3 separate regions of the Mus musculus genome follow, and all the other regions are linked to region 1. A link is a loop called in an ENCODE intact Hi-C map of the cell type or tissue named here. Cell type or tissue: heart. All regions are shown on one strand.

What was found. A loop is a pair of places that touch in the nucleus more often than their neighbours do. Peaks named below come from ENCODE experiments on the same cell type or tissue, not always from the same donor. Only the 100,000 strongest peaks of a DNase experiment are listed, where the experiment ranks them.
Region 2: a loop joins it to region 1, with 3.0 times the contacts of the local background. A loop is called at or near these places in 6 of 42 quality-filtered maps.
Region 3: a loop joins it to region 1, with 2.2 times the contacts of the local background. A loop is called at or near these places in 8 of 42 quality-filtered maps.

Annotation. Positions count from the first base shown.
Region 1 is chr11:87,007,595-87,015,594 of GRCm38, forward strand. No RefSeq gene overlaps it. Among named protein-coding and RNA genes, the nearest start is that of Ypel2, 18 kb to the left of the region's middle. In heart, a CTCF peak has its summit at 3,110; a DNase peak (open chromatin) is centred at 3,127; H3K27ac peaks cover 375 bases.
Region 2 is chr11:86,771,977-86,779,976 of GRCm38, forward strand. It overlaps Dhx40 (DEAH (Asp-Glu-Ala-His) box polypeptide 40), which reads right to left. Exons shown (of 18, transcript NM_026191.2): 13 at 4,639-4,753; 14 at 3,684-3,792; 15 at 1,828-1,922. It overlaps Gm42085 (a long non-coding RNA gene), which reads left to right. Exons shown (of 3, transcript XR_880101.3): 3 at 2,885-3,690. Among named protein-coding and RNA genes, the nearest start is that of Gm42085, 18 kb to the left of the region's middle. In heart, a CTCF peak has its summit at 3,087 (motif pointing right); no DNase peak of the experiment used is centred here.
Region 3 is chr11:86,652,794-86,660,793 of GRCm38, forward strand. The region is part of intron 5 of Vmp1 (vacuole membrane protein 1); the gene reads right to left. Among named protein-coding and RNA genes, the nearest start is that of Vmp1, 27 kb to the right of the region's middle. In heart, a CTCF peak has its summit at 3,121 (motif pointing left); no DNase peak of the experiment used is centred here; H3K27ac peaks cover 1,360 bases.

The sequences.
Region 1 (8,000 bases):
ACCAGAGTATAGAGTGCTTAATAAATCTGAGGCCAACTACCCAGACTTTAGGCGACATCATCTAGGCAACTCCTTTTTCAAACAACACCAAAATGGAATCTATTTCTATTACCCAAAGACAATTCCATCTGATGCCTAGCAACTTAACTAGCCAGACGTTTAGTCTCAAATGATGGCAATATTCCAATTCCAGCAATTTCTTGGGGGTAAAGAACACCCTACACTGGCCAGGGATAGCACCATATGCCTTTAATTCTAACATTCTGAAGGCACATTCGGGTTAATCCCTGTGAGTTCAAGGTCAGCCTGTCTATATGGAATTGGACTGACTTTTTAATTTATTTATTGAGATAGGGCCTCACAGTTTACCTTGAAGTCCAGGTTGGTCTTGAACTCACAGAGTTCTGCCTGTCTCTTCCTCTACATTAAAGGTGTGTGGCAGCAGGTCTGGAATACTGTTAGTTCTTTGAGGCAGAGTCTCATTCTATAGGCCTTGCTGGCCTGGAAATCACAGAGGTCTTCCTGCTTCTGCCTTCTTTCCAGGCCTTGCCATCAAACCTGGCCCAGCTGACTTCAGATACATTAGGGTTAGAGTTCAGACTTGCTTATAGAGCAGAATCCTCTGGACATGTCTGAAACAGACCAAGGCAATTCTGATTTAATTGGTCTCAGGTGGAGCCCAGGCAGAAGTGGCTTTAAAAGTTTCCCAAGTGACAGGGCACCAAGATGGCTCAGTAGGGGAGGGTGCTTGCTGCTGAGCCTAAAATCCTAAGTTTGGTCCCCAGGACCCACATGGCAGAAGGAAAGAACCCATTCCCACAGTTGTCCTCTGTCCTCTACATTCATGCCATCTGCATGTACTAAATAAAATAAAATAAATAGCTATGTTGATTATAAGTACAGCCAATGGTGAGACTATGGATCTGGGGTCTTCTATCCATTTTACTCCTCTGCCTGTCCCTCATATTGAGAGCTGAACCTAGGGTCTTGCTAGGCAAGTAGTGTGCCACAGAGTACAATTCCTTCTCTGAGACAAAGTCTTCCTATGTAGCCCTGGCTGGCATGTAACTCACTATATAGACTAAGCTGGCCTCGAACTTACAAAGTGCTGGGATTAGACACATTGCCACCATATCAGATCTCTTTACCTTTTTTTTTTTTTTTCAGATTCTTTTGTAGCTTCTAGTAGATGGGATTGCAGGCCTGGTTTCTCTCTCTCTCTCTCTCTCTCTCTCTCTCTCTCTCTCTCTCTCTCCTGTGTGTGTGTGTGTGTGCATGTGTTTGTGTCCCCGTGTGTGTCCCCGTGTCTATGTGTCTGTCTGTCTCTTTCTGTATGTCTGTCTATCTGTCTCACCTCAACCTTGGTCTGTGCTAGAGATTGAACCTAGAGCCTCCTGTATGCTGTGTATGCTAACCTACCTGTGCTCCAGCCTGAAGATCTTGAGTTGTGTGTGCACACATTCATTCATGTGTGTGTGTGCGTATGTGTGTGTGTGCGCGCGTGCGTGGAGAGGCCAGAGGTGATGTCTTCCTCTCCTTTTTTTAGTTTTTCAAGACAGGGTTTCTCCTGGCTGTCCTGGAACTCACTCTGTAAACCAGGCTGGCCTCGAACTCAGAAATCCGCCTGCCTCTGCCTCCCAAGTGCTGGGATTAAAGGCGTGCGCCACCACTGCCCAATTTCTCCACTTTATTTTAAGACAGGGTCTCTCACTGAACCCAGAGCTCACTGATTCAACTAGACCTGCTGGCCGATGATCCAGCGATTCGCTTCTCCCTGCCCACATTGCTGAAGCTATAGACTCATTGCTCAGCTTTTACCCTGTGCTAGGGATGGAAGCTCAAGCCCTCCTGCTTGGGCCATGGTCTGGTTGTCGTTTTGATACAGGGTCTCACATTGTAGCTCAACAGTATGAGGGCCTCAAGATTGAGGTGGTCTCCTACCTTGGCTTTCCAAATACTGGGATTATAGACGTAAGCCACTATGCCCAGCTTAACTCAAGACCCTCTCTTCAGAAGAGGAATCTAGAGTCGGCACCGTGCTCTTCTCTGCTCTCTGCTGAGCCCTCTCTTACCTGCCTCCAAGTACTCCGCTGAGCAAGTCACAGAAAGACTGGCAAGAAGCCACAAAAGCAGAGCTATATTCCGCAGTGAAGCCTGTTATGGGGTGCAGGACACATCACCCTCAGAAATAACCCAGTAAGTAAGCTGGATGAGGGTCGTCAGCCGAAACTCATTTCTCGAAAGGAAATTAACGTCTGTCTCCAGCCTAATGAGGACCTGCGCTTCTGGCTTTTGTTGTTTTGTTTTGAAAACCGGGTCTCACTGTGTAGCCCTGGCTAGTTTGGAACTCAGGATGTAGACCAGGCTGACCTCAAATTCCCAGAAACCTACTCGCCTCTGCTGGGATTAAAGGCACAAGCCACCCCACCCCACCCTCCAGTTTCCTGGTTTTATTAACATTTGTTACAGTGAAGGCACCAATCAGTACATTTTTAAATCCAATAATTCCCATTTCCTGAGATTTTACGTAATGTTGTTTTTCTCTTCTTACTGGCATCTCAGCCAAAATATCAGGTTATAGTTTGTCAACTTTCTCTACTGTAGTTACACACACACACACACACACACAAATAAATCAATGTAACTTCTGTTTTTGTTTTTTTGTTTTTTGTTTTTTTTTTTTGAGACAAGGTTTCTCTGTGTAACCCTGGCTCTCCTGGAACTCACTCTGTAGCCCTGGCTGGCCTGGAAATCACATATCCACCTGCCTCTGCCTCCTGAGTGCTGGGATTAAAGATGTGTGCCACCAGGCCCAACCAGGTTTAGCTTTTGTTGTTGTTGTTTGTTTTTTTGAGGCAGGGTTTTTCTGTGTAGTCCTGGCTGTCCTGGAACTCACTTTGTAGACCAGGCTGGCCTTGAACTCAGAAATCCGCTTGCCTCTGCCTCCCAAGTGCTGGGATTAAAGGCGTGCACCACCACGCCCGGCAGCATTTTTTAAAAATAAAAACAGGTGTGTTCAGATTACCAAAAGAGAACAATTCGGTAGTTCCCACAACCCAATGCAAGACTGACTCAAATCATAATTAGGTCTAGGGAGACCTCCTGTGGTTAAACTTGGGTATAGCTTCCCAGTGTCCGCTTTCCAGGCCTGGTCATTCCTAATGAATCCAAGAGTTCTCTCTTCACCCCAACCAGCCTCAGGCAAAATCTAAGAACATTCTGGGAGCATCACTACCAGTAGAGGCCAGATACACGCTGAGCTTCCTATAACGTTCGGGATCACCCTGAAATTTAAAAATTTGAGGCCAAGAGCTGTGAATACAACTATAATGGAGAGAGCCAAAGATCCTCATTTTTGGGGGGGGGGGTGCTGGAGAGATGGTTCAGTGGTTAATACTACTGAATGCTCTTCCAGAGGTCCTGAGTTCAATTCCCAGCAACAACATGGTGGCTCACAACCATCTATAATGGGATCCGGTGTCCTCTTCTGGTGTGTCTGAAGACAGCTACAGTGTACTCATATATGCATAAAATAAATAAATCCTTTTAAGAAGGTTGTGGAGAGATACATTCTTTTATTTATTTAGGATTTTAAAAACACATTTTGTTTATTTTTGCTTTGCTTTGGAGACAGGGTCTCACAGGCTGTCTTAAACTTACTAGGTATTTCAGGTTAGCCTTGAACTTTTAGCAATCCTGCCTCAGCCTCCCGCAAGCTGGGATTACATTTCCCAGCTGTGTAAAACAGTTCCAGGGGATCTGAGAAGCTCACACAGATACACATGCAGGTGAAACACTAATGCACATAAAATAAAAATAAATAACTTAAAAGTTTCTTGATTAATGATCATACTCTGGCTTTAAAAAAATGTCCTTTTTTATTTTGTGTGTTGGGGTGCTGTGCACACATGCCATCATATGCCTGCCATCATATGCCATCAGTGGTCAGGGGACAGTTTGTGAGAGTCAGCTCTCTTCCACCACATGGGTTGCTGTCCTCACCCTGGACAGCAAGAAACTTTGCCTGCTGATTCATCTCGCCCTCCTCCCACCCCCACCCCACCCCCATCTGCTCTTTTTTTTAAAATTTATTTATTATATGTAAGTGCACTGCAGCTGTCTTCAGACACACCAGAAGAGGATACCGGATCCCATTACAGATGGTTGTGAGCCACCATGTGGTTGCTGGGATTTGAACTCAGGACCTTTGGAAGAGCAGTCGGGTGCTCTTACCTGCTGAGCCATCTCACCAGCCCCACTCTTTTTTTTTTTAAAGATTTATTTATTATTATATCTAAGCACACTGTAGCTGTCTTAACCTAACCCTGATGCACCAGAAGAGGTCGTCAGATCTCATTACAGATGGTTGTGAGCCACCATGTGGTTGCGAGGATTTGAACTCAGGACCTTCGGAAAAGCAGTAGGTGCTCTTAACCACTGAGCCATCTCTCCAGCCCCCACGGCTGCTCTTATATTGGACACAGGCTCACTCTGTAGCTCTGGTTGGCCCAGACCTTACTGTGTACCAGACTGATCTCAAAGAGTGCCGGGATTAAAAGTGTGGACCAAGTGGGGCGGTGGTGGCACACACCTTTAATACCAACACTCAGGAGGCAGAGGCAGGCAGATCTCTGTGAGTTCAAGGCCAGCCTGGTCTACAGAGTGAGTTCCAGGACAGCCAGGGCTACACAGTGAAACTCAGTATTAGGGGGTGGGGGTGGGGTGGAGTGGGGGATAGTTGTGCACCCCCAAATCTGGACTGCTTTTCCTTTTTTAATTAAAAATTTCTCATAGGATATATTTTGATCATGTTTTCCCCTCCCCACCCAATTTTAAGTTTTATATTCTCTCTCAAAACAAAAAGAAAAACAACAAAACAAAACAAAACAAAAAAACTATACACAATAACAGAATGCCAGAACCAGAAATCAAGAAACAAAAACTCCCTACAAAAACAAAATTTAAAACAAACTGGCAAAAGACTAATAACACAAAAAAAGGCCTAAACAAAGCAAAACTAAGGAAAAAGTTCATAAAACACCATTGAGTTTGTTCTGTTGAGCAGCTACTTTTTGGCATGGGGTCTCCTGGACTGTGGTTGATGTACTCAGTGACACTCCACTGGCGAAAGCAGATTCCAAAACTGGTTTTCCACAGACCACAACCTCAGCTCTTTCTATTTATTGTCTATTTACTTACTTACTTACTTACTTACTTATTTACTTACTTTATTTATTTATGTACATATCAGCTTGGGGAGCTGTTTGTTTTTCTTTTGTCTTGTTTAATGCACCCTAGGACCACCTGTCTAGGGGTAGTAGCATCCACAACGGACTGGACCCTTCTATGCTTATCATTAACAAAGAAAATGCCCCGTAGACTTGAGTCTAAGCCAACCTGACATAGGGATTTTCCTAATTGTGACTCCCTCTTTACAAATGACCCTACTTTGTGTCAAGCTGATTTAAAAAAAACAAAAACAAAACTAACCAACACACTGAGTTGTCCTTTTAAAATTGTGTGTGTGTTTTGTACTTCTGAGTGTCAAATCTAGAACTTCTTCCAAGCTAGGCAAGTATTGTATCACAGACCCCCATCCTCAGCCCTTTTTATTTATTTATTAATTATTTACCTACTTTATTTATTTGTGTATGTGTGTGCGCGCACACACACGCATATTATCTTCATCCCTACTTTTTACTTACATTTCATTTTGAGACAGGGTCTCACTATGTAGCTCTGGCTAACTTGAATATAGTTCACTGTGTATACCAGGGCTGGCCTCTGCCTCCTGAGTGTTGGGACTAAAGGCATGAACCACTGTGCCTACTATTTACATCTTTCATTGCTTTTTTTCATTTTTTAGAAAATGTACATATGTATGCCACACACATGCCTGGTGCCCTCCATGGCCATAGGAGGGTATTGGCCTCTGTAAACTGGAGTTATGGTTGTTGTAAACCACCACATGGATGCTGAGAATCAAATCCCTGTCCTCTGCAGCAGTATGTGCTCTTAACCACGGATTTGCATATTTGCCATTATTTGCATATTTTATTTAGATCAGGGTCTCATTACATTCTCTAGGCCAGCCACAAACTCACTGTGAAACACAAGTGCTCCCGATCCTGTGTGGCTGGAATTACTGACCTACTAGTCTCAGCATAAGTTAGGGGACAGGAAAGACTGAAAGAGAAACCTGATAGGCCCTGGATGGCCTGGAATCTTAGCATAATCTTCTGGCTTCTGTTTGAGATTATAGACCTGCAGCATCAGGCCCAGCAATGTTTGAATGTTTGCTTTCTATAACAGAGCCTCACTCTGTAGCTAAGGCTGCCTTCTTAATCATGGCAACAGGCAACAGTAATCAGTCTCCCAACTTCAGGGATTATTACACACAGACTAGAGCCACAACACTCTTCTCTCTCTCTCTCTCTCTCTCTCTCTCTCTCTCTCTCTCTCTCACTTCCTCCCTTTCTCTCTCTCCCTCCCTCCCTCCCTCCCTTTCTCTTTCCCTCCCTCCCTCGCTTTCTCTTGACCCTAACCCTAACTCTAACCCTAACCTCTAACCCTAACCAGAACCCTAACTACCTTCTGGGTTCACTTCCCACAGCTCAGGGAAGCCACCAAGCTCACTTGCAGGGTACAGAACCCAGAAACTCACACACTGGAGGCAAGCACTCCACCAAATGAGCTACATCTCCAGTTCTCTTTTTCTTCTTGTTTTCCTAAGAGTCTGGATAATATTCTTCTGAACGATTATACAAATATTCAGTGCCACAAGCCATGCAAACCTTGGCCACTTTTTTTTTTACTACAACCTCATAAAATGTTTTACTGTTCCCCTAATTATTAAGTAGGTTTTTATTAGCTTGTGCTGTTTTCACAGATGGAAGACAGTGCTAACTGTGCAAAGCTGCAGGCTAAGAGGACCTTGAGATCACTTTGATCAAAAGCTGTGTAGAGAGAGCTGGGAACATAGCTCAGAGGCAGCAAATGCCCAGCGTACGGAGGCCCTAGATCAGTCCCCAGCCAGGAGGAGCAATGGGGGAAACTTATACTAGGGCTTCTGGGGCCTCCACGGAAAACACCTGCAGTTGGAATTTTCGTTTAATAACCTGTTGCTTCTGAGAGCATTATCTACCTCTGAAGATTTTCTTTTTAATGTACTGGGTTCCATTCCTAAAGCCTTTTAGTTAGCATAGGTGCTGGGATTCAAACTCCTCACAAGCACACTTTCAACTGAGCCCTCTCTCCAGCCCCACCAGATAACTTTTTTTTTTCTTTATTTACATTTCAAATGCTATCTCGAAAGTTCCCTATACTCTCTCTCCCGCCCTGCTCCCCTACCCACCCACTCCCACTTCTTAGCCCTGGCGTTCCCCTGTACTGGGGCATATAAAGTTTGCAAGACCAATGGGCCTTTCTTCCCAATGATGGCCGACTAGGCCATCTTCTGCTACATATGCAGCTAGAGACATGAGCTCTAGGGGTACTGGTTAGTTCATATTGTTGTTCCACTTATAGGGTTGCAGACCCCTTCAGCTCCTTGGGTACTTTCTCTAGCTCCTCCATTGGGGGCCCTGTGTTCCATCCTATAGACAATTGTGAGCATCCACTTCTGTATTTGCCAGGCACTGGCATAGCCTCATATGAGACAGCTATATCAGGGTCCCTTCAGCAAAATCTTGCTGGCATGTGCAATAGTGTTTGGGTTTGGTAGCTGTGGATAACTTTTAAGCAGGGGACTGGTGAGCATCCATTCTTTGTGAGACATTTCACCCAGGGAAGAGATGTACAAAGGCCCAAGGACAGAATGTGTGGAGAAAGAGTGAAGGGGCAGCATGAAAACTCACTGGGTCATGGAAAGAGTAAGAGATGTGGCAGAGACAGGAGGCTGAGGGAAAGACAGAGACACCATAAAGGCCTTTGGCTTTCTGTTGAAAAAGGAAATCTGAGGAGGGATTGTTTTGATTTAAAATTTCCATTTATGTGTTGGT
Region 2 (8,000 bases), 240 kb before region 1:
AATCAAATGATAAAGATCAAAATAGTAAAGCAATAAGGTAACTGATGTTTTCTTAACTACTAAAATAAGCAGCAGTTTACCTAGGGAAGAGGAATCTCTTTAAGTAACAATAATGTCACAAGAACTGGGTTTAAACACTTGTATTCCTCAAATTCTATTTCTCCTAAGAGTATCTATCCATACAGTAAAAACATTTCTTTTCAGCACAATTTAAATAAAGGAGGCTGCTATTACAAGAGGGTAGGTTTATGCTTTATACATTTAAAAATATATATTAATAGGTGGGTGGGAGTGTGGTGCATTCATGCCTTGTCATATGTGGAAGCCAAGGACAACTTTGGAGTCAAATGAACCTTTATTTCAGTTCTAAGGTCCAACCTGAGGTCATAAGGTTTTCAGGGCAAGCACCTTTACCAAGCCATTTTACCAGCCCTATAATTATATTTTATGTTAAAGTAACTTAAGCATGTTAGCCCATCTCACATTTCTTCAATTATTTTGTATGTGTGTGTACGAGCCCATGCATGTGAATAGGGAGGCCAGAGGTCAATGCAGGGTATCTTCCTCTATAGCTATACACTTTAAGACAACAGTCTCTCTCTGAACCTGAATCTCATTCTAAAATAAACTAAATTTACAGAAAATTGTAAAGGACAAAAACAAAACAAATACGATTTTTTTAAAAAATTAATTATATGTGTGTACACTGTAGCTGTCTTCAGACACTCCAGAAGAGGACATCAGATCTCATTACGGATGGTTATGAGCCACCATGTGGTTGCTGGAATTTGAACTCAGGACCTTTGGAAGAGGAGTCAGTGCTCTTAACCGCTGAGCCATCTCACCAGCCCACAAAAATGATTTTTATCGGAAGCATTGACAATTGGAAGTAAGTTTCCAACCTGTTGTCTTACCCATAACCACCAAATGCTTGCCACTCTCCTTCATAACTGTGATACAATCACCAAAACAGAAAGTTAACATTCATGCATTACTAACATCAAATCCTGAGACCCCACTGAAGTATCAGCAATGTCCTAATAATATCTTTTAAAGCAGAAGGACTCAATTTAGAATCAGAACCACCTTTACTTTCCATGTTCTTTATGGTAGAGCACTTGTTCAGGCTCTTCTGACTTAAATAGTGGTTTCCTGTTCCCAGTCTCTTTCAGATGATACTGCTAGGATACCAGGCATAAACCAACATGCCTACTAACAACTCCCTCACCATTATCCTAACATATTTACTGACGTTATTCATTCTTCAGTTTTATAATGAATTTCCCATTGCCAATGTTACTACTTTCCTTACAAAGATCCCTTGCTTCTCCCCATCTTATAATTGAGCTCTGACACTACATACCCAGACTGACCTTCCCCAGGGATGCTATTCTATCTATTGTTTTTTGAGACAGGGTTTCTCTGTGTAGCCCTGGCTGTCCTGGAACTCACTCTGTACCCAGGCTGGCCTCGAACTCAGAAATCCGCCTGCCTCTGCCTCCCGAATGCTGGGATTAAAGGCGTGCGCCACCATTGCCCGGCGCTTTTCTATCTTGTTTGGCTCCTAACCTTCACCTGAGGCTACCAAACTACAACCACGTTCTTGCCATTTGCCATTTGCCACGCACTCTCCTCCCTTCCTCTCTAGTCTTCAGTGCCTCACTTTGAACCACTGCAGTTCCCTGTGTACAGATGGCAATTACGAAAAGATTTCTGATAATTGTTATCATCACAGAATCTGTATCACATCTTCAGTCTTTAAGTTGCTTAGCACTGCAGTTAGATACAGTAGTGTCTATCAACTCTCTCAAGCACTGTAACTCTTACCTTCGAGCAACATTTTTGAAGTAGCCTGCACAAAGACATCTTCGTAGTACTTCATGTTTAGGGCCTTCAAAAGTCTCTCTTGGGAAATCACTTTGCTGTAGAAAGAGTATGTATTCAATGATATAGCTCACAGTACAATTTGATCTAATCTTTTTTTCAAAGTTCACATTTCTAAAGACTTTCTGGGCAATATATTATGAGACGGATTACATTTAGCATTGCACCCAAAATAGTCAAAAGACAAACAATATATAAAATAATAATTATGGAAGGCTATGTATCAGATAACAAAGGACAATGACTCAGGAAATAGAAAATTTACACCAACAAAAGCTCCACCCTAGTCTTAAGAGTTCTAAGAAAAAAACTCCAAACGGAACCCAGAGAACTTACTACTAAGGAAACAGAGCCAAGTCTGACTGGAATTTACAGGAAAGAGCAAGTTCAGGAGAGATGTTCAAAAACAAAAAATATGAAAGATCTGCAGAAAGTATCTGCCCAAGTAAATAACCTCCCAGAAAGCTCACACTGCTTGGTATCTCCCAGGGCTAAGAATGGTGTTGTGAATACTTCGAAGAACTGGTTTGGGGTAGAGGACCTAGAAGAAGATTACCCAGCACCTGGGAGGCAGAGGCAGGCAGACTGCTGAGTTTGGGATGGCCCTGAGATATACGCTGAGTTCCAGGCCAGCCAGTGCTACAGTCAGACCATGACATCACCCACCTCAGAAAATGCACATAAAATAGCATGTAATTTTGAGAGGTGTATGTATAATTAGGTGAGTATAGGAAGGGAGGCCAGAGGCATCCAGTTCTTGGGGGCTATAATCACCCAGTGTGGGTATTGGGAACCAAACTCTCAACAGGATGAGAGCAGGATGTGATCCAACCACTGTGCAGTCTCTCCAGCACTATTATCCTTTCTTCCTTTCTTCTTCTCCTTCCTCCTTCCTCCTCCTCCTCCTCCTTCTTCTTCTTTTTTTTTTTTTTTTTTTTTTTTTTTAGGCAGGGTCTCTTATTTAGCCCTAGCTAGCCTGGAAACTTTTTATATAGACTAGGCTCCCCTCAACTAAGAGAGATCCATCCACCTGCTTCTGCCTCAAGGATGCTGAGATTAAAGGTATGCAACAGCCCAGCCCTTCTGTCTTGACTGTAGTAATAATTAAACAGGTATGTATAGATATCAAAACTCAGAGAACTGTACACTTTTTTTTTAAAAGATTTTATTTATGTGAGTACACTGTAGCTGTTTCCAGACACACCAGAAGAGGGCATCAGATCCCTTTACAGATGGCTGTGAGCCACCACATAGTTGCTGGGAATTGAACTCAGGATTTGGAAGAGCAGTCAGTGCTCTTAACCACTGAGCCATCTCTCCAGCCCCCACTTTTTTTTTTCTTCATGTTTTAAAGTCTTTTTTACACTGATGTGGTGAGTGGGCAAATGGACATGCTCATGCCAAAGCCAATGTGTGGAGGTCAGAGGAAAACTTTTGGGAGTTGGCTCTTTCCTTCCAACCTGTGAGATCCCGAGGTCAGACTTGGGTCATTAGATTTGGTGGCTTGCACCCTTACCTGCTGAATCATCTCACCAGCCTATGTGAAGTTCAGTGTGTATCAATTATTCTTCAGCACGACTATCTAAAAATATTTTCATTATTTCAGATACATTTCTTTACCACTATGAGGATTCACTGGGTCAGAGAGACGGCTGGCTATACAGAGTAGCATGCAGAGGGAAAGTAACCGACTAGAATGGGTGGTACAAATATAAATTACTGCACTGAAAATTCAGTATGATCTACAGAGACCTACAACGCTAGTTGAGAAAACAGACAACAGAAGCCACAGCAGTCACCTGCTTTAGTTTCCTGATCAGTTCCCGAAGTTGAGCTTCCACACGAAATGCAGAGAATAAGCACCGCCAGTGAATCCAGTGCTTCTGGCACCACGAAGCCGGAGCTCCACTACAACACAAAAACACTGCTGTCTTCAAATACCTTCTATCCGTGAAAGACGAAAACATCCTCACTGCCTTTACAAAGAATGGAAACCAGTCATGGGTGGTGCAGGGCCAGGGTGCTTGTAACCTCGGCAGTTGGGAGATAAAGGCAGAAGGAATTAGGAGTGCAAGGCATCTTCTACTATACAGCAAGGCTGTTGCTAGTCTAGGCTACAGAAGACCATCTCAAAAAAGCAAGCAACTAACCAACTAACCAGCCAGCCAAGCAACAACAAAAGCAGAGATCTGGACAAGCACTAAAAAAGCATTTTAGAAAATTTGACAAAATCAAACAAACAAACAAACAGAAAAACATTGGGGGCTGGAGAGGTAGCTCATCCCTTAAGAGCATTTCTGGTGATTCACAGAACCTGGGTTCAATTCCCAGCACCCACATGGTGGCTCACATCCATCAGGAACTCTAGTTCTAGGGGATCCAATGCCTTTTTCTGCTTCCATGGGCACCACATACACTGGTGGTACCCATGCATACAAGCAAGCAAAGCATTCATATGCCTAAAGTAAATCTTTTTAAAGAAAGAAAAGAAAATATTACAAAAAATTAATGTCAGGTCCTCTGATTAAATTAAATAATTTATAAAAGAGGTTTCTTTTTACATATATGAATTAACAAATATCTAATCATCACTTAATCTGAGTATCTATATGAAAACAAAACTCTGTAAAATTCATTTTCAGAAAGAATTTGAGGGAAAAAGGAAAACTAACATTGAACCTGCATGACCAAAAGTATGTAAGGAAGCTGCAGATCAAAGTGACATTTTCCAGTACAAAGGACAAGCTCACATACCTTGATTTGCACTGTTCAAAAATGACAGCTAAAGTTGCAAAGTCATTAAATCCTCCAGCTTTCGCTGCCAATTCCCGATGTCTCTGTTCTGCTTCCTTCTGGTACTCTGGATCAACTAAAAGTCAAATTTAGTTTAGTTCCATGTTAAATCAAGGCCCTGTCTCACTTTGCTTCCTCTTCCACCATGTTCAACAACAGCTGCCTCACTCCTTGGGGGTAGAGTTAATTAGCTCTTCTCAAGTTCTGTTTCTCCTTACATCTCATCACCATTGTTCCCCACCACGATTACCACCTTGATGTTGTTTTACAAGATAGACTATCTTCCTACATAGCTCAGGCTGACCCAGAATTTGGCATGTATGGAACATAGTGTGGCTTTAAAATTCTTTTGCCTTTGCTTACCAAATACTGGGATTACAGAAGTATACCACCACACATAACTATTATTAGAACTATTCTTTTAAACACATGCTAGAGATTTATGACAGTCAACATTCCTCCTCTCAATTCAATTGTCTTTAAAATAGTATCTGGAATTTACTTTTTTCTTTATAATTTACTCTTCTTTAAAAAAAAGTCGTAAGAGTAGCTGACAGTTAAAAGAGATACAAGGTAAAAGTTCTATGTCCACAGTTTGTCACATGAACACAGTCTTCAAAGCTAATCACTATTATAGATGGTCCCCAACTTAGACTAATCTAACTTTATAATAGTGTAAAGGAATATACTTTACACTCAGTCAAAGTGGTACCTCCAACTTTCTATTTTCATCTTTTCCCAACATTCAGCACAACAGTCTCCCCCAATACTGGTCAGTAGCAGCATAAGGAGCCTCTGCTTCCAGTCAGCCATGCAATCATGAGGATAAGATAAGCAGCAGTCACAGTCCACCATGCAGCGCCACCATGCAGCCTTGTGGACTAGGCTAGTGTTTTTTGTTTTTTTTTTTTAAGATTTATCTATTTATTATATGTAAGTACACTGTAGCTATCTTCAGATGCACCAGAAGAGGTCATCAGATCTCATTACGGGTGGTTGTAAGCTACCATGTGCTTGCTGGGATTTGAACTTCGGACCTTCGGAAGAGCAGTCGGGTGCTCTTACCCACTGAGCCATCTCACCAGCCCCTAGGCTGGTGTTTTTAATGCATGTTTGACTTCAGATGAATTGGATCAGCAGGTACCTCAAGAACATCTGTATTAAGTTTGTGTTCTTCCACTTTTCCCCTTCCACCATATGGTTCTTAAGGATTAAAACAGTGGCCAAGGCTCAGCGGGATGGCTCAACAGGTCACAGTGTTTGCCTCACAAGCCTCATGCCCCAAGTTCAATCCCCAGAATCCATGTAAAGGTAGAAGGAGAGGACTGACTCTACAGTTTTGTCTTCTCACTTCCACATATAATGCCATGGCAAATGAATACAACATACACTTACAGAAAGTGATCAAGCACTGCCTAAATGTACAAAGAGGAGACACAGTTTAACCAGCCAATATATATGGAACTCAGAATAATGGGTAATTAAAGAGGACCTCCATATACATTAAGCATTCCTATTACAAATGTAATAATGTATAACAAGTATAAGCTGTGTGTACCCCTAGAGGTAGTCATAAGCATAGTCTAACAATGCACTCAAACAGATGAACACATACCAGCATCAGAGAAGCCCAATTACCTTCTACCACTATCCACTCTGCCCAGAAGGGTAACCACAGCCTAACCTCTAACTCCACAGATTTGTCATTCCTGTTTCTAACCTTTAAAAACACGTTTTGTTTTGTTTTTAATTTATTTATTATATGTAAGTACACTGTAGCTATCTTCAGACACTCCAGAAGAGGGTGTCAGATCTCGTTATGGATGGTTGTGAGCCACCATGTGGTAGCTGGGATTTGAACTCAGGAACTTTGGAAGAGCAATTAGTGCTCTTAACCGCTGAGCCACCCATCTCTTCAGCCCCCCAAAACACGTTTTTTTTGCCATGATGACACACACCTTTACTCTAAGAGCTCAGTGGGCAGAGGCAGGCAGATCTCTGAGTTCAAGGCCAACCTGGTCTATAGAGTTGAGTTCCAGGACAGCCAGGGCTACACAGTGAAACCCTGTCTCAGATAAAACATCTGTTTATTTTGTGTGTGAGAGCATGCCACAGCAAGCAATATGAAGATTAGAAGACAACTTGCAAGAATCAATGTTCTCCTCCCATCCCAATAGTGAAATCCAAGTTGCCTATCTCAGTGGTAGGTACCATCACCCACTGGCCCATCTCACCAGCCTTGTTTAAACCTTTCTGTATATGGACGGATCACACAGTATGTACTTGATGAGTTTAATTGCTTTTGCTCAACATTTGAGATTTGCCTTTTATTTACTTTGATTCAATTTCTCCTGAATCCATTTTAAGACTGACATGCTCTCTGGCCAAATTTCCCATCCAACACTTTATCAGATTAATTTTTATTCTGCCTGGGTCCCCTAGGGATGCACAGACCCTGTCTCGAACAAACAAACAAACAAACAAAGACTATCAGGAAATAGGTCAGTGGTTAAGTGCTTGCCAAACGAGCACCTGAGTTTGAGCTCTAGGACTTATATAATGAAAGTAACAAATAAAAGAAAAATTTTTTAAAATCCAAATGTGGTAGTCTCTCCTTGTAGTGGCAGCACTGGGGAGGCAGTGACTGGTGGACTTTTGAGGTTAACTGACTAGTCCAGTCTGGTTTACTCAGCCTCGGCAAGTTGCAGGCCAGTGGGGGAAAATTTTTTTTTTTTTGAGACAAGGTCTTTCTACATAGAAAGTTCTCTGTCATAGAATTTACAGAGATCTACCTGCCTCTGCCTTCCCTGGTGTTGGGATTAAAAGCATGCACCACCCAGGAAGAAATCTTATCTCAAAAAAAAAAAAAGATAATGCTTGAAGAATGTTGAAGAATGGCCCCTGAAGTCATCGGGCTTCCACACCCAAACACACCTGCACACTTACAAATGTAAAAAATCAAGAGTCAAAGGAAAAGCAAAAACAAAGGCCAGGTGTGGTAGCACATACCTCTAATTCCAGCACTTGGGAGGAAAAGGCAGGTGGATCTCTGTGAGTCCAAGGATAGCCTGGTCTACACAGCAAGTTTCAGGCCACCCTGTCTAATCTTTTGATTAATCTACTAAATAAAAACATGAAAAAAAATCCATTGTTCTCCAGGCCTGAGAGTTCTTGCCTTTAATCCTAGCAGTGGAAAGGCAAACAAGGTCAGGCCAGTGGGAGCTACTCAGTAAGACCCTGTGTCAAAACAAAAACCTCATCATTAGCCATCACATAGCTGACAAGTGAACATAAATATATAACATAATGTGTAAAATGTGGAG
Region 3 (8,000 bases), 350 kb before region 1:
GTGATCATGCCACAGTCACCGTGCCTACAGAAGTCAGTATCAGTGACACCACAACCCAATTTGGGGTAATTTCTTCCTTCTTTGTACTCAAAGATTCACAGATGAGCACTGACGCAATCATCAGAGTTAGAAAAAGTAGCGAAGAGGAAGCTGGCAGGTTAGCTCTGAGACAATCACCACCATCATGGCATTAACAGCACAGTTACGGAAACTATTTCTCCGCTTCACTTTACCACATCTCAGTGATAGTTCCCAAATATTTACTTCCAGCAATAAGGAATCAAGAGCCAAAAGGGCCCAGAAATATCTGTACCTAAGGAAACACAGCTTAGAGCAGCACAGACAACTATCAGGCACTACCCACAGCAATGTTTAAACACGAGAAGACAATCAACATGCCAGATTTTAAAAAGGTACAATTTCTGCTCCACTTTAAAATAAAATAATCCAAACTTAAGAGTAAAACAGGCATCTGGGCAGCAAATATTATACATATTTGTTGTGTTTAACTTATAACAAAGGTAAGGTATTTTGTTGAAACGATCATATTAAGAAAATGTCTCTTAAGGAGGAATTTTCAAAGGACAACACAATTTGGTTACAATTTCTAATAAAGCTTGGTCAATTTTATACTATAATCCAATAGTTCCAAATCCTACCTTCACATTGCTTTTAGAAGGGAGAATGCTAATGCTCCAGGCATTTTTCTACTTTGATCCCAAGTGTGAAAAAAGAAATCCTAGTGAATTAGGCTAAAAATAACATTTGTCTGTAAGGGTAGGTATCCCAAAGGCCCAGTGTAGAAACTGAGCTTTGAAAAATCTCTCTGCAGGAAAATGCTCCCCCTAGTGTCAAAAACTGTCTATACACCACACAATGGAAGCCTGCCAATGCAATTATAGCTTTTGCTGCTGTTGTGATCGGGGCTCATGAAACCCAGGTTAATCAACTTTAGAACTTATGTAGGTGAGGGTAGCCTTCAACTCCGTATTTTACCTTTAACGTGCTGAGATTATAGGTGTGGGTCACCACACTCAGCTTTCTTATTTAGATGTAAGACTTTAAACCTTAATTTTGCTCACTCCTCCCCCATACTCTGAGAATGGGTTTCTCTGAGTAGCCCTGGCTGTTCTGGAACTCACTCTCTAGACCAGGCCGGCTTCAAACTCAGAGATTCACCTACTTCTGCCTCTAGAGTGCTGGGATTAAAGGCATGTGCTACCATCACCCAGCAGGCATTTTCTCTTTTTTATTTTATTTTTGAGATTCACTAAGCAGCCAAGGCTGGTGAGAATAGCTAAGGGTGGACTGTGGATGTAGTCAGTAGTAGAAAATTTGGCAAGCATGTTCGAGGCTGTTAGTTTAATCTTTAGCACTGAGAAGAAAACAAAGGCATAACACACATATTGAAAATGATCACTTGTTTTAAACAAGGAGCTGAGAAGCCAGAGATCGCCTCAGACTGTGTTGGCACAGTCTGAGGACTTGAGTTGACTCACAGGACCCATGGGAGAAGCTGGACACAGCTCTTTACATTTAGAATGCCAGCACTCCTATGGGGAACGGGAGGTGGAAGCAGGAGAATTTGCTGGAAGCTCAAGTATGCAACACAGCCACACAAACAACAAAATCCTGTCTCAAAAACAGTAAAACATAAAAAAAGGAGAGAACTGACAGCAAACATGTCCTACGACTTTCACATATGCACACATGCACTGAAACGCAAACCCTTAAGTGTCTCTGGTCTTTTTCTCTTTTATACTCTCTCTTCTTCAAAACAAAAATATAAAACTCTGTAACATAGTATAGTATTTATAATAGCTGGAATAATTTTCTAGATACTTTATGTGTATTAAACATCATGTTTAAAAAGATACATTTGTTATTTCATTTAGTCCTCAAAACAGTCACGAGATAATTACCATTATTATCACTTCCATTTATAGTTGAATAAACTAAGGTTTAAAAGTTAAGAAATCGGGCTGGTGAGATGGCTCAGCGGTTAAGAGCACTGACTGCACTTCCAAAGGTCCGGAGTTCAAATCCCAGCAACCACATGGTGGCTCACAACCACCCGTAACAAAAATCTGATGCCCTCTTCTGGAGTGTCTGAAGACAGCTACAGTGTACACACATATAATAAATAAATAAATAAATCTTAAAAAAAAAAAAAAAAGTTAAGAAATCTGGGCTGGAGAGATGGATCAGCAGTTAAGAGCACTGACTGCTTTTCCAGAGGTCCTGAGTTCAATTCCCAGCAACTACATGGTGGCTCACAACTATCTGTAATGGGATCCAATGTCCTCTTCTGGTGTATCTGAAGACATAGACATATATAAAATAAATAAATAAATCTTAAAAAAAAAAGTTAAGAAATATGCCAGGTGATAGTGATACATGTCTTTAATCTCAGCACTTGGGAGGCAGAGACAGAAGATTTTCTGAAAGTTAGAGGCCAGCCTTGTCTACAGACTGTTCTAGGATAGCCAAACTATACACAGAGAAACCCTGTTTCGAGAAAACCACCACCACCAACAATAACAATAACAACAACAAAAATCTTAAGAAATTCATCAAACATCACATAGCTAATATTGGAGCAGACATTCCAACCTAGCTACTTGACTCTGCTTCTCTCATAATCAAAACTTCTGCATACTCTTCACCATTAAAGGATGGAAAACCAGATGTGGTGGTGCACACCTGCAATCCCCTTATTTGGGAAGCCCTGACAGGAAGGATGCTATGAGTTCAAGACCAGTCCAGGATATATAGCCGTGGGAATTATTTTCCACATATGCAAGTCAATGGAAAGCAAGGCTAACTGGTAATTTTACTGATCCTTTAAAAATTATTTTAGATTTTCTTTGTATGCACATCTTCCTGCATGAATGTGTGAAACATATGCTTGCCTGGTATTCAGGTCAGAAGAGGAAGAGCACTGGATCCCCTGCAACTAAGATTACACACAGCCCCGTTCATTCTTATGTAAGCAAACCATGTATGTGTGAATATAGACAAATAATAAATCATGTGTCTAAGCTAAGAGAGTCATTTGGGAATTGGGTAAGAATGCTTTATAGGCAAATATACAACAGTATATTGATTGTGTTAGTGATGCCATCTAGTGGTGACCAAATATAGATGTACTAAGACAAGTTCTAGAATTGGTTTTTTCTCTTTTTTAAAGGATCTTAGGATTTATTTTGTTCTGCATGTGTGGATGTGTTCAACACACATGGATGCCTATGGAAGCCAGCAGACAGCATTATATTCTCTGGAACTGGAACTATGAATGATTGTGAGCCACCATCTGCGGCTGGGAATTGAAAGCAAGGTCCTCCACAAGAACACACTGGCCTTAACTGCTGGGCCATCTTTCTCTCCAGCCCCCTAGGAAACTGATTTCAAACCACTCGTAGATGACAATCTTTGGAGAATGTGAATAACGTAGGTTTTTTTTTTTTTTCAACAAGAATAAAAAGCTTATTCTCCTAGGTACAAAAGTAGAATGTTCAGGAAATTAGAATAAGCAACACAAGTCAGTGGTTCTGCTAATCATCCTACTAAGTACCGTTCCGCAGAGATGAAAGAAGCTCGCTTTGCTCTCTGGCTCACACCCACCACTCCCATGGAAACAGCAACTCTGCTGATTGAGTGATGAGGGTTCCAACACACATTTTCAAATTACAACCTTTCAATTGAAAAACTTAATCTTAAAAATAAGGAAATTGTTCATTAACTGAAAAATATGACTTCATTTTAAGATCTAATCTTTTTAGTCTTAATCTTAAGTGACCATCTGGTGTACATTCGATCACAATTAACAAGGTTTAACCGCAAAGAGGCAACTTCCACTGTGAAGACCAATGGACACGAAATACAAAGCATTTTCATATTACTTAATTTTTAGAAAGCATGATCATGATAAAGAAGAAATTAATCTTTAGTTTTTCAAACTACATGAACTGTAAGACTTTACAAACAATACAAACACAAAATCCGACAAGAAGGGGACTGTATGTCTGCCCAGACTACGTTCCTAGCATGGCTGCTTGGCCTCTGAGGGTTACATGATTACAACAAGGTAGAGGTGTCTATTTCACCATCACAAAAAAGTAGGCCATCAGAATGTCGTCATCATCACATCTAAGCTCATAAAAGAAAGCACATGCAATTGGGGTTTCCCAAACACAGTCCTATCATCAAAAGACAAGGGAGCCCGGCATGGTGGTGCCCGTCTTTAATCTTAGCACTCAGGAGGCAGAGGGAGGAAGATCTCTGTAAGGTCCAGGACAGCCAGGGCTATATAGTGACACCCCCTTCCAAACAAACAAACAACAATACACAAAAGAAGTGAAGATTGTCAGGTGTGGGAGGCAAAGCACAGAGGTCCTTGTGCCATCACAGAAGCACTAGAGAAACCAGGAATGTTAAACATGCAGGGTTATCTTGAGAGAGAGAGAGAGAGAGAGAGAGAGAGAGAGAGAGAGAGAGAGAGAGAGAGAGAGAGAGAGAACTTGCTTTCAGAGCAGAGGAGGTTATGAGCCTGGTGACTTTTATTATCTGTGTGGCTAAAACCACACCAGATCCTCCCTAAGACCTTATCATGAAACTCTTTTTCTCAGTCGATCTATATATAGAACCTATCTTTATGGAAGATGTCACATGTTCTTACAAAGTTTCAACATGGGATTGAGTTAATTATCACCAGGAAATTTTTTCACCAAATTATACTGTACTTAATTAAATATATCTAAAGGAAACTACTTGGGGTCAGATTCTCAAAGTTTAAACCAACACAGACTACTGAGTTGTACTGAGCTGAACTGGCTCATCTTACATGGATTGACATGCTGGTCACTGGGATTCTAGAGAGAGAGACCCCCTGTACTTAAGAATTAAAACATTGTTACAAATCACAAAGGAAATGGTAAATTTTAAAGTTATTAGAATAGCTTGTATTAAGAACAAATCAAAACTCTGCTTTTGATTTCCTGTCTTTTTTTAAAATGTGTTAAAATTTCACATGTAATTTTAACAATTTATATACAAATATAATACACAAATATACTAAAAACTTCCCATGGAAACATTTATGTATAATTAATGCAGTAGTTTTTATAAGTTCAATGATTCTATCTCCTTACTTGTGACTTAGTATATAATAGATATAACATTGAGTGCAGTGAGAAAGAACTTCCTCCCAATTGCTCTTGAAATTGTCAAGAGAGATGACTCAGCAGTAAAGAGGCTGTGTTGCTCTTGCATAGGATTCAGGTTCAGTTCTTAGTACCCACAAGACAGCTCACAACTGTCTGTAACTCCAGTTCCTCCACAGGCACCAGGCAAACACATGATGCAGATATACAAAATACTCATATGCATTAAAAGTTAAAGCTGAGAAAATTCTAATTACATTCCACTAAACTAGCACACTGATCAAGTGTAAAAATGCTCATTAGTAGAAACAAAGATTTTACTTTTCCTTTACATTAATTCTGTAATAAACTTTACTGTTACAATACTACTACTACTACTACTACTACTACTACTACTACTACTACTACTACTACTATTATTGCTATTATTATCGAATGTGTCCATGCAGGTGAGTATCTGTGTGCCATGGCACAGGGGTAGAGGTCAGAAAATGGCTCATCCGAGGATTCAAAGTCAGGTCCTCAAGGTTGTTCAGAAAGTACTTTACTCAATTATCTCTCCAGCCCTCAAATTTCTTTATACTAAATTTGTATGCAATTTAAAGAGGACTCATTTGAATTCCGTTTAATGTTCAGTAGAATCTTCCATGTATGCGGCTTCCCAGAGGATTTTAGGTTTGTCATCTATTATAAACAAAGCCCTTCATCTTGTTTTTCAAGAAATATCAGATGGTGGGTCTAGATAAGAACAGGAAGATAGGGCAGGGTGGCCCACATCTTCAATCCCAGCCCTTGGGAGGCAGAAGTAAGTGGATCTGAGTTCGAGGACAACCTAACTTCACCGAGTGAATTCAAGAAAAGTCAGGGAGAAACAGACAAACCCTGTCTTAAAAACACCAAAGCCAAACACACACACTCACACACGCACACACACACCCCACAAAATAAAAAACAAAAACAAAAACAGAACAAAAAGATATCCTATAATCTAATCTGTCTTTTCTTTTTCTCTCTCCTTCAATTTCTACATCTGAATGCAGTATTACACTACTAAGAATTTAGCAGTTATAGGACTGGAGAGAGATTCAGTTTAAGCATGCAGACTTTTATTTAGATGTCCAGCATTTATGCAAAAAGCTGAAAAGGATGCTTGTGATCCCAGAACTGGGGAGGAAAAAACAAGAGGATCCCTTGGCTCGCTGGCAAGGCAATCTAGCTAAACACAAGTTTATGTAGACCCTGTGTCAAAAAATATGTGGTATGTGATTGAGGAAGACACCGAATGTTGACAACTTGTCTCTGTCTACATGTATACACAGATAGATATATCTGGACGCACGTGCAAACACACACATACCATAAATACAAACTTATACCAGTTTAGAAGTTACTAAGAAATAGAATCAATTACTTACTTTTATTTCAGGTAAGAGATAAGCAGATATGAATATAATTCTAAAATTCAAACATTTTTGAGATGGGGCCTCCTAATATTGCCCAAGCCAGATTCAAACTCCCAAAGCTCCTGCTATAGTCCCCTAAGCAGCTAGTACCATGTGCCACTGGGTCTAGCTTAAAATTCCAAGCTTTAAAATAAACTTAGAGAAATGATGTACTAAAGATTAACTCCCAAATTATCCTTCAGATCATTAGTTCAACACTCTCCTATACCAATCATTCATGCCTTAACATTAACATATTGGATTCAGAAGTGAATGTAGTATGTATAGAGCAGCCTTGTTTGAAATGATGGAATTAATTCAGCATTGAGTATCACTGTGATATTCTTTCTACCCAATGAAGATAAAACTACAAATATGGAATTGTTTTTACTTCCTTATTCAGGAACAAGAAGAGAACAAAAGAAACAAACCATGTAGCCACAGAGCTTAATAAGCACTCAAGCATCCCAGTCTTACCTCACTCTGACAAGGCCTACCTAGATCCTGTTGTCCTGTCTTCAGCTGCCTACTCTCCTTCTACCTCAGATTTTTAAGGTCACTTGTAAAAATGGAAAGTTTTATCTTATACTTAAACTAGTATTTCACCAAGGAAGTACTTTAAAACTAAGTTTTACATGTTATTTCATCAGTTATATTAAATAACAACATCCAAACTATGGACAAGCGCCCATGGCCGCTTAGAATGTTTCTGTGTCGCTGATTAACAGATAAACTGTCTGTATCAACTTAAAGCCTTTTCTTGGTTTTGTTTTTTATTTTATTTTTTTAAAGATTTATTTATTTATTTTATATAGGTGAGTACACTGTAGCTGTCTTCAGACACATCAGAAGAGGGCATCAGATCCCATTACAGATGGTTGTAAGCCACCATGTGGTTGCTGGGAATTGAACTCAGGATTTTTGGAAGAGCTGTCAGTGCTCTCTTTTTTTTTTTTAAAGATTTATTTATTTATTATATGTAAGTACACTGTAGCTGTCTTCAGACACACCAGAAGAGGGCATCAGATCTCTGTTACAGGTGGTTGTGAGCCACCATGTGGTTGCTGGGATTTGAACTTTGGACCTTTGGAAGAGCAGTCGGGTGCTCTTACCCCCTGAGCCATCTCACCAGCCCCGCTGTCAGTGCTCTTAACTGCTGAGCCATCTCTCCAGCCCCCCTTTTTTAAAAGGCGGTTTTATTTCTTTTCTTTGTTTTGTGTGTATGTGTGGGTAACTGAGCACATAATAAAGGGCTCAGGACATTTGCAGGAGTCAGTTCTCTCTTTTGTCTATCAGGCAGCTTCTGAGGATTGAACTACGGCCGTCATGCTTGGCAGTGAGCTCCCTTACTGGATGAGCCACCTCACTGTTTTGTGTTTTCAAGACAGTGTCTCGT